Linked DNA regions of Homo sapiens: region 2 is linked to region 1. The links are chromatin loops, found by intact Hi-C in ENCODE. Cell type or tissue: body of pancreas. All regions are shown on one strand. Links, peaks and the distances in the headings refer to the core of each region. The heading gives the core; the rest is flanking DNA.

Evidence for each region. Peaks named below come from ENCODE experiments on the same cell type or tissue, not always from the same donor. Only the 100,000 strongest peaks of a DNase experiment are listed, where the experiment ranks them.
Region 2: a loop joins it to region 1, with 2.1 times the contacts of the local background. A loop is called at or near these places in 11 of 110 quality-filtered maps.

Annotation. Positions count from the first base shown.
Region 1 is chr2:106,159,053-106,164,433 of GRCh38, forward strand. UXS1 (UDP-glucuronate decarboxylase 1) reads right to left here. Exons shown (of 15, transcript NM_001253875.2): 4 at 4,615-4,658. Among named protein-coding and RNA genes, the nearest start is that of UXS1, 33 kb to the right of the region's middle. RefSeq lists enhancers at 2,126-2,185, 2,196-2,285. In body of pancreas, for the core only: no CTCF peak of the experiment used is centred there; a DNase peak (open chromatin) is centred at 3,089; H3K27ac peaks cover 1,786 bases.
Region 2 is chr2:106,110,733-106,116,113 of GRCh38, forward strand. It overlaps UXS1 (UDP-glucuronate decarboxylase 1), which reads right to left. Exons shown (of 15, transcript NM_001253875.2): 10 at 1,914-2,033. Among named protein-coding and RNA genes, the nearest start is that of ECRG4, 48 kb to the left of the region's middle. In body of pancreas, for the core only: a CTCF peak has its summit at 3,155; a DNase peak (open chromatin) is centred at 3,079; H3K27ac peaks cover 1,819 bases.

The sequences.
Region 1 (5,381 bases), core at 246-5,245:
CCGCCGAGTTCTCAGGGAGGCAGATTTGAGAAACCTCGCCCATTCTCACACGTGGCTGGCCCTGTGATTAAACTCTCTCTTCGCTGTAACACCTGTTGTTCTCAGTGCCTTGGTTTTCTCAGGGCAGTCGGCAAGAAGAGCCCACCGGGCTATAATCATGGCATTCTCTGGGTACTGTATCAGGGTCCAGGTGGAAGAAAGCAGCTTCGTGAAGTCACAGGCCCAACGCATGAGGACCGCTCCACAAGAGCGAGAAGAGATATTAATGAAACTTTGTCTCCTGCTCCAGGAATTTTCACAATCACGGCATCCTCTTCCTGACCAGCGTCCCTGGTAAAACGACTGAGCATCAGCATCTTCTGTCTCTGTGGATCTGCTCTGACCCTAAGTCTCACTTATCTTTTGATACCCTCTTGCTGCCCTAAGGTGCCACTGGTCCCCAGCCCACACTGATGTCCCAGGAGCAGGGCAGTGTGATCTGAATATAAAACGTCCAGTGAGAGGTAATAAACACAGAACTGAAATATTCATTTTAAAAGTTATTCAGTTAGGAACAAAAGTGCTTTAAATAAAATCTGAGACATCAGCTTTATGGTCATTATACTAATTGGAAAGGTGTTGTGCCAGGTGGCACCGTCTCCATCCCTGCCCTGTCCCCAGCACAGACACAGCACTAGGATACAGAATGCACTTCCTTAATGGTCGCTGAACTGAAGGGAATATGAAGGGTCATTAGACAGAAGCCCCTGAAGCAGGGGTTTCTCATCTCCAGAAAGCCCTGAGCGTGCTTAAATTGGAGTGAAAGGGCTTTCTATTACAATGCAGACGAATTCCCCCATTAAGAACTTCCAGGGTCTCAAAAGCTCAAGTTCCCCTTGCAGACTACAAAATCAGATGGGAGAGTCTGAGGGCAAGGGTGGGAACCCTGGGGCTCCCCCTTGTGAGCTCACCGACCGTCTTTAGTACTTGCCGCCCATAGGAAGTGCCTCAGGAAAGTCATCCATGCAGCTGGGGAGCAGGAGCAAGTTCTGCCTTCAGTCAGGAGCGATGCTGTTAGACTGGCGGGAGCGGCACAGATGTCTTGTTTGCCAAGTAACACTTCTTGTCATTCCGCCTCTTCTTCCCTCACCAACTCAGCTAGGGGACGGCACTGTAAATCTCAGAGTTATTTGTGTGCACCTCTCACACCGCTCCAATTGTCCTCATTTCTCTGAGCTCACGATATCCATGTCTTCAGCCTCAGTCCCCAAGTGGCACACCCAGTGCCGTGGCACAGCTGAGACTCTTTCCTTCCCACGACTGCTCATAAGCACCGTGGCTCCTCCGAACTGTCTGTCGTGAAAACGCTGGAGCCGTCTCTGACTCATGACTTCCCCTCACTCACCTTCAGGGCTCCTTCTCTACCGTGTATATGATTTTAGAGTCAAGACCGCTCGGGAATGGGAATATAGCTACATATGGGAAAACGCGGTGCAGGGAGAAAACCAATTCAGTGAGGAGCGGAGGCGCAGGACTGTGGAGTGTGCATCCGGGGCCATGGAAACAAATGTTAATCCAAGCTGTCAGCTTAGAATAGTCCCTATCTGAAAGCTTAAAATGAAATGTGGTGTGCTACTTATACCAAGAGGAAACGGCCAAACCGTTTTATTACAGGAAATGTACTTCAAAGAAATTGAACTGAAGCAAAGGCATGGTTGCCCGACATACGCAGTGACGGGCATAAGATGGACTAAAAAATACTTCAAATGCAGCGTGCTGAAACCTTTAATTTAAAAAACGAAAAATAGGTTGAGTTTCTTGCTTTGTTCTTCTTCAATATGTAGCAGCCAAGTTTTAGATTTCATATGTATACGCTCAAGTAATTAAACTTTTAAAAAACTATCTTATACTCCTCACTTCTTCGAGAAGCCACACATACAAAGCTGAAAAACAGGAAGGGGAGAGTGCCTGTGGGGTCCTCCTCAGTATGCATGTCATCCTGTTTTCCTCCTTGCAGTAATGGGTGACAGAGCACAGTGACTGATAGAGTGCAGTGACCATGTGGGTGCCGTTGGCTGGGCCACATGCTGAGCCAGCTGCCTGGGTGCTCCCAAGCACCTGCTGGACTGACTCAGGGCTGGGCAGGAGCACAAGGCCTTTTTTTTTTTTCCTTTTTTGAGACAAGGTCTTACACTCTGTCACCCCAGATGGAGTGTAGCGGCATAATCACAGCTCACTGCAGCCTTGTATTTCTTGTAGAGATGAGGTTTCATTATGTTGCCCAGGCTGGGCTCGAACTCCTGGGCTCAAGCCATCAGCCTGCCGAGGCTTCCCAAAGTGCTGGTATTACACCGTGCCTGGCCCACAAGGCTTCTTAAAGACCTGTAGCAGGTGAAAATCCTACCCAGTGTACTGGCTCATCCACTTATTCAGGAACTTTCCATTAAGCTCCGTTCTACACTAGGCACTGGGGGTTAAGCAGCAAAATGCAGCAGAGGCATGAGGCCTGCATTCCTAAGCGAGAGAGAAACCAGCAAGCAGAGGCAGAATGAGGTAACAAATCTTTCCTTACAACCCCAAATTAGTCCTTTACTAATCATTAATATTTTATGCCATTCCAGATTAAACTTACTGTTTAGCCAGTAAGCAGTATTCTTACTTAGAATTTAAATTATCATTTGCCATCTATTCAAAGAACATTTAAAGATACAGAGTTAAAATTAAACAAATGGCATATAATCAAAGTATTAAGCAATGGGAGTGTGGTAAAAGAGAAAAAGCCCACATACAATCCATTTACTCAGGATTCTAGAATGACACTGTCTTCTTTCTTTCCCTGTACAAATATAACCTGTAACTTCCAAAAATATCTTTAGTTCTTGGGGGCCACTTTGCTCAAAGTGACAAGCACGTCAAGTAAACCTATTTCCAGTTACATTCTTATCTTGTCAGTGTCAAGATGGTTGTTTGATCATCTTTATCACACACTGAGTCAGGAAAAGTAAGCTAGACGGAGTTCCATCAATTTCCACCGTCACGCTTTTTTAGCCAGGCCTACGCTTGACCTTCTGACACAGTAATGCAGGCACGCGGATCACCTGACTTGCTGACCAACCTGAAGGACGGAACCATTCCAGAATGAGTCACCTGCAAGCAGCCCGAGAGGCAAATGTTTGCCCTTTGCCACTATTTTCAAGGCGGTTTCACAGGTTGACAAGAATAAATTATTAGTAAATTCTTAGGATTGAATTCTTATTTGTGCTTCTCCATCCAGTTTAAAAGCACACACTCAAAGATATCACAAAAGTATCAAAGAGATTGCATAATTCTCACATGTTGAGAGCTCTTGTTTGTAAGCTATTGCCTTAGGGAAGTTATCGAATTGAGACATTTTTCTTTTCATAAATAAATTCTATTGTCTAAAGAAAATAATCACTGGTGGACAAGTTTTTAGACCAATATAGAAAATGTGTGGTGGGTTATTTCTTATTGTTCCAATTTTTCTAAAAAGAAAAAAAAAGCTTCAATTAAGATCTCTCAATTCTGCTGTCTTATCAAAGGCAGATTTTCTGGCTCCCATCCAAGGAAATATTACAAGCTGCATAACTAAAGCACAGAATCATGGCAAAAAAAATTTAAAGCACAAGTAACAACCTTATATTACTAAGGAATCTGTTAAAAATTACTGACAACTTTTGTTCTGATAAGTGCTGAAATTAACAGTTTGCTTGACTGCTCAGTTGAGGATAAGAATCAAGTGAATGACACATTTTGTTTAATGACTCTTCTCCAGTCGTATTTCCCTTCGATCATTTAATGAAAATCAAAGGAAAACTGCTCTTCATTTTTTCATTTTTGTTCTGGACTTGATAAAAGGCTCATTCAATGCTGACACACATCGTCCAAACTCATCCCAATAAGGGGAAAAAATCACATCAACTTTAATAAATGCTGTCATTTTTCTTTCTAAAATTTCTGAAGATTCAACTGCTACTCTAGATAGTTTTCCACATACAGTACGTGCAAGAGGAAAGTCCTGGAGGCTGAGGCTCAGCGGCCTCGGGAGTGCCTGAGAGAGAACCTGAGGGCAATAGTGTCCCAAAGGGTGAGGAGGGGTTCTCTCCGAAATCTGACTCAAATAAACATTTCTATCATATTACATAATTCTTCTGCCCTCTCACTTCACCTGGACTAAATTCTGGAAACCTCCTCATGAACTCTGGTGACAAAAGCAGCTAAATGACTACACATGACACACCATAGGCTCCACATCCTTATTTTGTGGTGTTTGCATATGGTACATTTCAGGCCCACTGGATTGTCCTCCTATTTTGGAATTCTATCCCACTGATCAATATATGCAGAAGTTCAAGGAAAATGTGAGGCCTGGCCTCAACTTCTATGTAATAAATTTGCAGAAATTCAGACGTTCAGAGTTTGAAGAAGGAAGATCTTAACACATCTAGATTGATTCTTCTCCCCATGTTCTATCTGGGTATTACACTCAAAGTGGGGGAAATGCGTATACAGACATTTATTTAGGTTGGCAGAGTTTGGAGCAAACAAACAGAATTAATTACTCAATTGAGACAAACTTATTTTAACTATTGACTTTAAGACAAAAAGTACACATACCTTTTTTCTAAATCTCTGATTTTCTCTCTTAGTGGTTCAACCATCTAGAACAATAATAACAAAAATCAGTTTTAAAGCAAAAACACAGTTCTCAACCCCTTTCACCCCATTCTGATGTTTCAGATAAGGCAAAACAGGTTTTAATTTCTTCTACAAATTAACTTCCAGTTTGAAATTAAGATACACCACTTGCATCACAATGCTAGAATTGAACAGATAAACTGTCCATTTGAACTCTTACTCCATAAATGCCTCGGTTTCTGAGACAATTAATGTTTTTGCTCACCCATCCTACTAGGAAGAATGTAAAAGGTGTTTCAGGCTCATAAAAACAGATCAACACTATCCATCTCTTTTTAGGAACAATCCCCTAAGCATGGCCCACAAAAGCTTAACATCTTGTTTCTGCAATTACTGTGTATACTCATGTTATCAGCTGCAGCACATAAATTGCAGGCTGTGAGTCAACCTACATCCACGTCTGTAGACACTGTGGACTCAGGCAGAAAGACAGCAACTCAAGGGCTTCCCAGGACTCCCTAAGTTGGCTTCAAATCCAAAGTAAGTAACCTCCCATCCCCTCCCCCACAGCCCATGTTACAACGGTCTGGCTGTATCTACATGTATTTAAATAGGAGGTGCATAACTGAGCATAGGTGCTAGCCTTCAGCTGGGTGGGTGTGCAACGTCTCCATCTGTGCACGTGGCCTAGCATCCGATTGGTGGCCATTGTTCTTTTCAGCACCTGTGCCAGTGAGAGGATGTTT
Region 2 (5,381 bases), core at 201-5,200, 48 kb before region 1:
AGCTGGGGACGCAACCATGAATGAAACAAAGTCCCTGGTTTTGAAGAGCATACACTGTACTAACAGAGATTGGGGCTGAAAAATTCGTATTTCAGTTGGTTACAAGGGCACTGAAGACAACTAACATGGTTATGGTAACTAGCCTGGTGCCATAATGCAGAGAAGCATCAAGAAGGTTCCCTTAAGGAGAGGATGAATGAACAAGAATGCCTGGAAGAAAAGCAAGACGCTGCTGGGACAGGCAGGAGCAAGGGAGCAAGGAAGCCCGGCCTGAGGGAAGGTGCGGAGGCAACAGGGCTGTGTCCCGTGCTCTGCTGGAGCTGCAGAGCCACTTGAGCTTCCGACCCCTCTTTACAAGGCTCCCTCCAGCTGCGGGGTTGAGAGTACACAGGACAGGGAGAATGAGAGTGGCTCCAAGGCTACGGCAATAAATAGGGGTGGGGCGGCAGCAGTGTAGACCAGGGACTGGAGTCTGGATCTACCTAGGGAGGGCACGGCCATTAGGATGTGCTGGTGGATCTGTGCAGTGAAGGAAGGAGAAGAGCCATGTGTAGTCACAGAGCCTCCATTTAGGGGCACCAAGATACCACTTAGTGACAGGGGGAGGTGGGAGAGCTGGCATGGGCTGTTGGGAGCCTAAAGCTGAGTTTGGACTCACCTCTCCCCAGGAATGCACTCAGCGAAACTCAGCTATACAATGCAGTTGCCCTTGGAGAGTCATCCCACTGTGTAACAGGCTAGGCTTTTGGTTCTACGTTGGTAGCGGAGCAGCCAACACAGACAAGGAGACACACACCACGGAGAATGCTCATGAAGAGCGGGGGCTCTGGCTTCAAAACCCAGGCTACCACTGTGTGGCCACCTAAGCTTGGGCAACTCATATAACCTCTGCGCTCCAGCATCCTTGCCTGAAAAAGGAGGGGAATAATGTCACCTGCAGATCATAGGACAGAAGAGTGAGCTAACGTGATCAACCAATCAATGGGTAGATGCATATGTACTACACAGAAATACACAGAGCTATAATTCTTCCCCCTGGAATACACTCAATTGATAACAAACCATGCCACAGGATTTTCAGAGTAACAGGATGCAAATCGACTCGAGTCCCACAAAATGCCATGCTGGAAAGTGCTCTAGGAGGCTACAGATCAGAAGAGCAAAGCAGCCTGGGCAGACAACCACGAAGAGGAGTGACCGGGGAGCTGGGGGTGGGAGGGAGGATTAGCAAAACCAAAGATGCCGGCAGAGCCTCTCACCAGGCAGGCCTGGGGTGCTCCTCCCAAGGGAGGCCAGAGGGCTGTGGGAACAGGTGTGGAATCAGCAAACCCACCCTGACCCCAGATGGTATCTGAGGGTACCAAGCAGTCAGTGTCGGCACAGACATCTTTGCCACACACTTGGACCACCGACCACAGATCACTGGGACCTCTGCTGGCTCCAGAAGTCTCCCTGGGTTGAGGGTGGCCAGTGGAGGATGGTACCGAGGGCCTGCCGGCATTGTCAAGGTGACGGCCCAGCCTGACCAGATGTGGCTCACCTCCCCACCCTACCTGTCCAGGCTTCTCAGCCATCCGAGGACACCCAGTACAGGCACACCCCTGGCTACAGCCAGCAGGCCAAAAGTATGTCGGAGAAGGTCTTCACAGGCCGGCTGGTACAGGCAGGCAGACCTGGAGGCATGGGCAGGGACCCCAGTGGCCATGGAGGGCAAGGTGACTCTAGTTTCGTGGAGCAGCCATGCATCTGGGTTATGTCCCCGTGCCTGCCTTCCCCTTAGTGGAGGGTAGCGGGTATACATGGCAGCTTCAGAAGTGTCACTCCCTGAACCAAGATGCACTTATCCCTCATCCTTTGTGAGCTGACTTCGATTTGGGTTGCAAGGTGCTCCCTGAGCCGAGGCCAGCACCTACCGTGAGTGGCTCCCCCTGGAGCGCCTGCAGGATGAAGTTGCTGACTACTCGCCCATCGTTCATGTGCATGCGTGGCCCAAAGGTGTTGAAGATTCTGGCCACTCGCACTTCCACGCCTTCCTGGAACAGAGAGAAGAGGAGGTCAGGTGTGCTCCCCTGTGTGGTCCACGCATCCACTTTGCATTTCCAGTGCCCTGCATGCAATGCAGAATGGAAACGTTCTGCTTTCCATTCCAAAATGGAAATGGCTTTTTTGTTCTGATTCCATAATGTGCTCATTATAGACCAATCGGGAGACTACACAGGGCTATACCAAAGAGAGTCAAAGCTGTCCCAGATCTCGCCACTGAAAGGCCACCAGCATTAATATTTTGGTAGAAAACCAGCCAAACAGTACAAGGAGGAAAAACGTGTATTTATATAATTTTTTTTCCCAGTTAAATATATATTTTCCAAAATGGGATCATGTTATGAATATGCTTTTCTAATCTTTTTCACATAATATATTGTGCAAATTAATCACTCAATAGAGATTTAGATGTCAATGAATATTTAATAGCTAGGGAGAAATACAAGAAAGCTCTCTATCTTAGGAAAAGGGGACACAGAAACGTTCTTACTGAGTGAGCTTGCATCTACACTCCCAATCTATTTTACTAAAAAACATCTGTTTTAGTGAGAAACTAAATACAACTTAGTGCCCAGTATAGGTTATTAGCTAATGGCCTGGAAAGAGAAACATACTGACACTGTTTAAATAGTCATCCCTCCTGTTCATTTTCACCTCTATGTTCATTTTCAAGTATTTTTAATGCTTCTATTTTTACTACAATGAACATGTATTACTTTTGTAATCCAGAAAAGCCTGTTTTCAAATATGCAATCATGGAAGTGCATACTTGAATAACAAAAGCCTGCTCTAAGTGATCGTGTTAATTATTAACTTCACAGACTGCTTTGCCATGGATGGAAAAATTAAATGTTTTTATCACAAACTCTGAATTAGTGGGCTTTTACAGTGTATACGTATCTAATGTTTGATCCACTGCAGAACAAACGTGCACTTTCTGGGCACCTGAGGGCAGGGAGCCTGGGGCGTGAGGACCTGGGCTCTGCTTCTCACTGCGCCCATGTGTCCGCCGTTCCCGCTCCACCGCTCACTGCCCAGGCCTGCCACTGACTCGGTCGCAGCAAGACTGGGAAAGAAGCAGTACTCACCTGACCGCCTCAGTGTTCTAAGACTGAAGCACAGGCCCAGTGGCTGTATTTGGTGCCAGTTATCACTACCAGCTGAAACAGTTCTTTTTTCAATTTCGGCCAACACCTTAGGCTGGCATGGGTTGGGAATGGGAATCCAATGAACCCTTAGCTAACAAGGCTTACTTAGCACAGAATTTCTCCACCAGTATAGCGAGTTAAAGGGCATGAACCACGAGCCCCAGAGGCCCCATCAGCCCTCTCAGTGGCTGGAGTGACACGGCCGCCACCTCGGCCCACAGCAGGCTTGTCAATTTCCCTAGGGTGTTCCACAAACCCAGGCGGGTTTTTAAGTGTGCTGTGATATGAAAAAGGGTGAGAGGCATGGAAGCACACAGTTAACTTTTAGAAGCCAGAGTGCTTTATTTGTGCTAATTCTTCCTAGTAATACACTGTAATACTTCACGTGAGCCACTCAGATACTCAGGACAAAGATATGAGCTAAGTCCAAGAATAAATCAACCCTTTTCTCCACCGAACTAATGAGTGTATTAAAAAGGGTGGGGAGCAGAGATGCTGCTCTCAACAGAAAATGACTCAGAAGTACCCACTTGCATTTAATTGATAAGATGAGGAAAGAAAGTGAATGGATGTGGCTTTATTCTAGGAAAAGACTGGAAAAACCTCAGCAAATTTACAATAATCAACGCAATGTGCCTGGCAGGGGAAAAGCTCAATGGGTTAGGCAAAATTTGCAGCAAATCAAATGCTTTTATCTTCTTGACGTTCCCTTTCCACAAAACAATATTCCGGAACATGGCCTCATTAGGATCAGCAGACATTAAGTGTCCAACCCATAAACAGGCTTGCTTGCTGTGGCTTTTCTATTTGGGCCTGTAATGGTTCAGCAACAGAGGGCAGCCCTTCTATACAGGTGCAACAGCCGTTGAGTGCAACAACACTTCCAAGAACACGAGCTCTCAAGGCTGGTCTACACCAATAAGACAAGCTACTCATGAAGCCTAAACTCCTTACATGAAATAGACAGGAACCCGAGGCTCACTCCAGTTAAGCCCTGCTCTCCTCTGGGATGATGGTGTCTTCTGGAGTTTGTATGCCCATCTATCCCTTTCTAGGTAGCATCAGGGAACCCTTGGCCTTCACACAAAGGCGACCCCCAGTCAATATGTATAGTCCACTTGCTGCTGAATCCTCATTCTCACTGGTCCTCACGGTGGGACCATGTGGGCAGGCAGGGGGACAGTCGATGGATGCTGACACCACTGTTGATGGTGGCAGTTCAGTTGCCACCCACATGCATGGATTGGAGAAAGGTATTCCTCATCTCAGATCTGAGGCAAGGTCCAGGGTCTGACCCAAAGCCACCTTCCTAAGAAGGGAAGAACCAGGCTGAAAACCCAGGAAGTACACACCAGGCAACGCTGTCTCATTTAAGGAAGAGCCCACCTCTGAAGGACCAAGAAGCAAACACATTCATGAACCCCTGACTCCCACACAATGTTCTGCCTGCGAGTGGTCAGGCCCTGCTGACACTGAGCTGGTGCCTTTGAGCATAGACAAAGCTGTCAGTCAGAAAGCTAACTGCTGATTCATCCTAGGCATGGCTGGATTTCACTTTATGCTCTGTGGTTTTGTCCCCTATGGTGGCCCATGAGTCATGGACAGCTCCAAGCATCAGGAAGGTCAAGACAACTCCTACAAGCCTGAGCTGCACCAACATAGAACCAATGGAAACTTAGGATGGATGCTGAGGGACCTGCAAAGGGTGGAGGCTGGAATGCCTGGATGGCCTCGTCTCATCCTGGGATTCATTATCCCAAGGAAGTCACTTCAGTTTCTAAGACTTAAGATCCTAATCTTTGAGATGAGGACAATAATATCCATTCCACCTACAACACAGGGGTTAAAACACTGAAACTATTTTGAAAACTGCCATCATTATTATCTACCTCCAAGGGATGGTTCTCAACCCAGTAATTGCCCTTGACCTCTGTCCCCAGTTTTCTGATGACACTAATTTACTTTGAAGTGACAGTGACCACGTGTGGAATAGCTCACAAACATTGCCACAAGGACACTAGGATTGCAAGGAACAGGCTGAGGCTCCCAAAGGCCCTTTGGAAACACGAACTAGGCTGGAACAGTGTAACTGGCATCAAACGCCTCCTTGCCTCATTCGTAGCAGCTGAGAGAGGGGTGAGGGCTTGGGTATGCAGGTCCTGAGACGTGGAGCCAACTAACAGCAGGCCT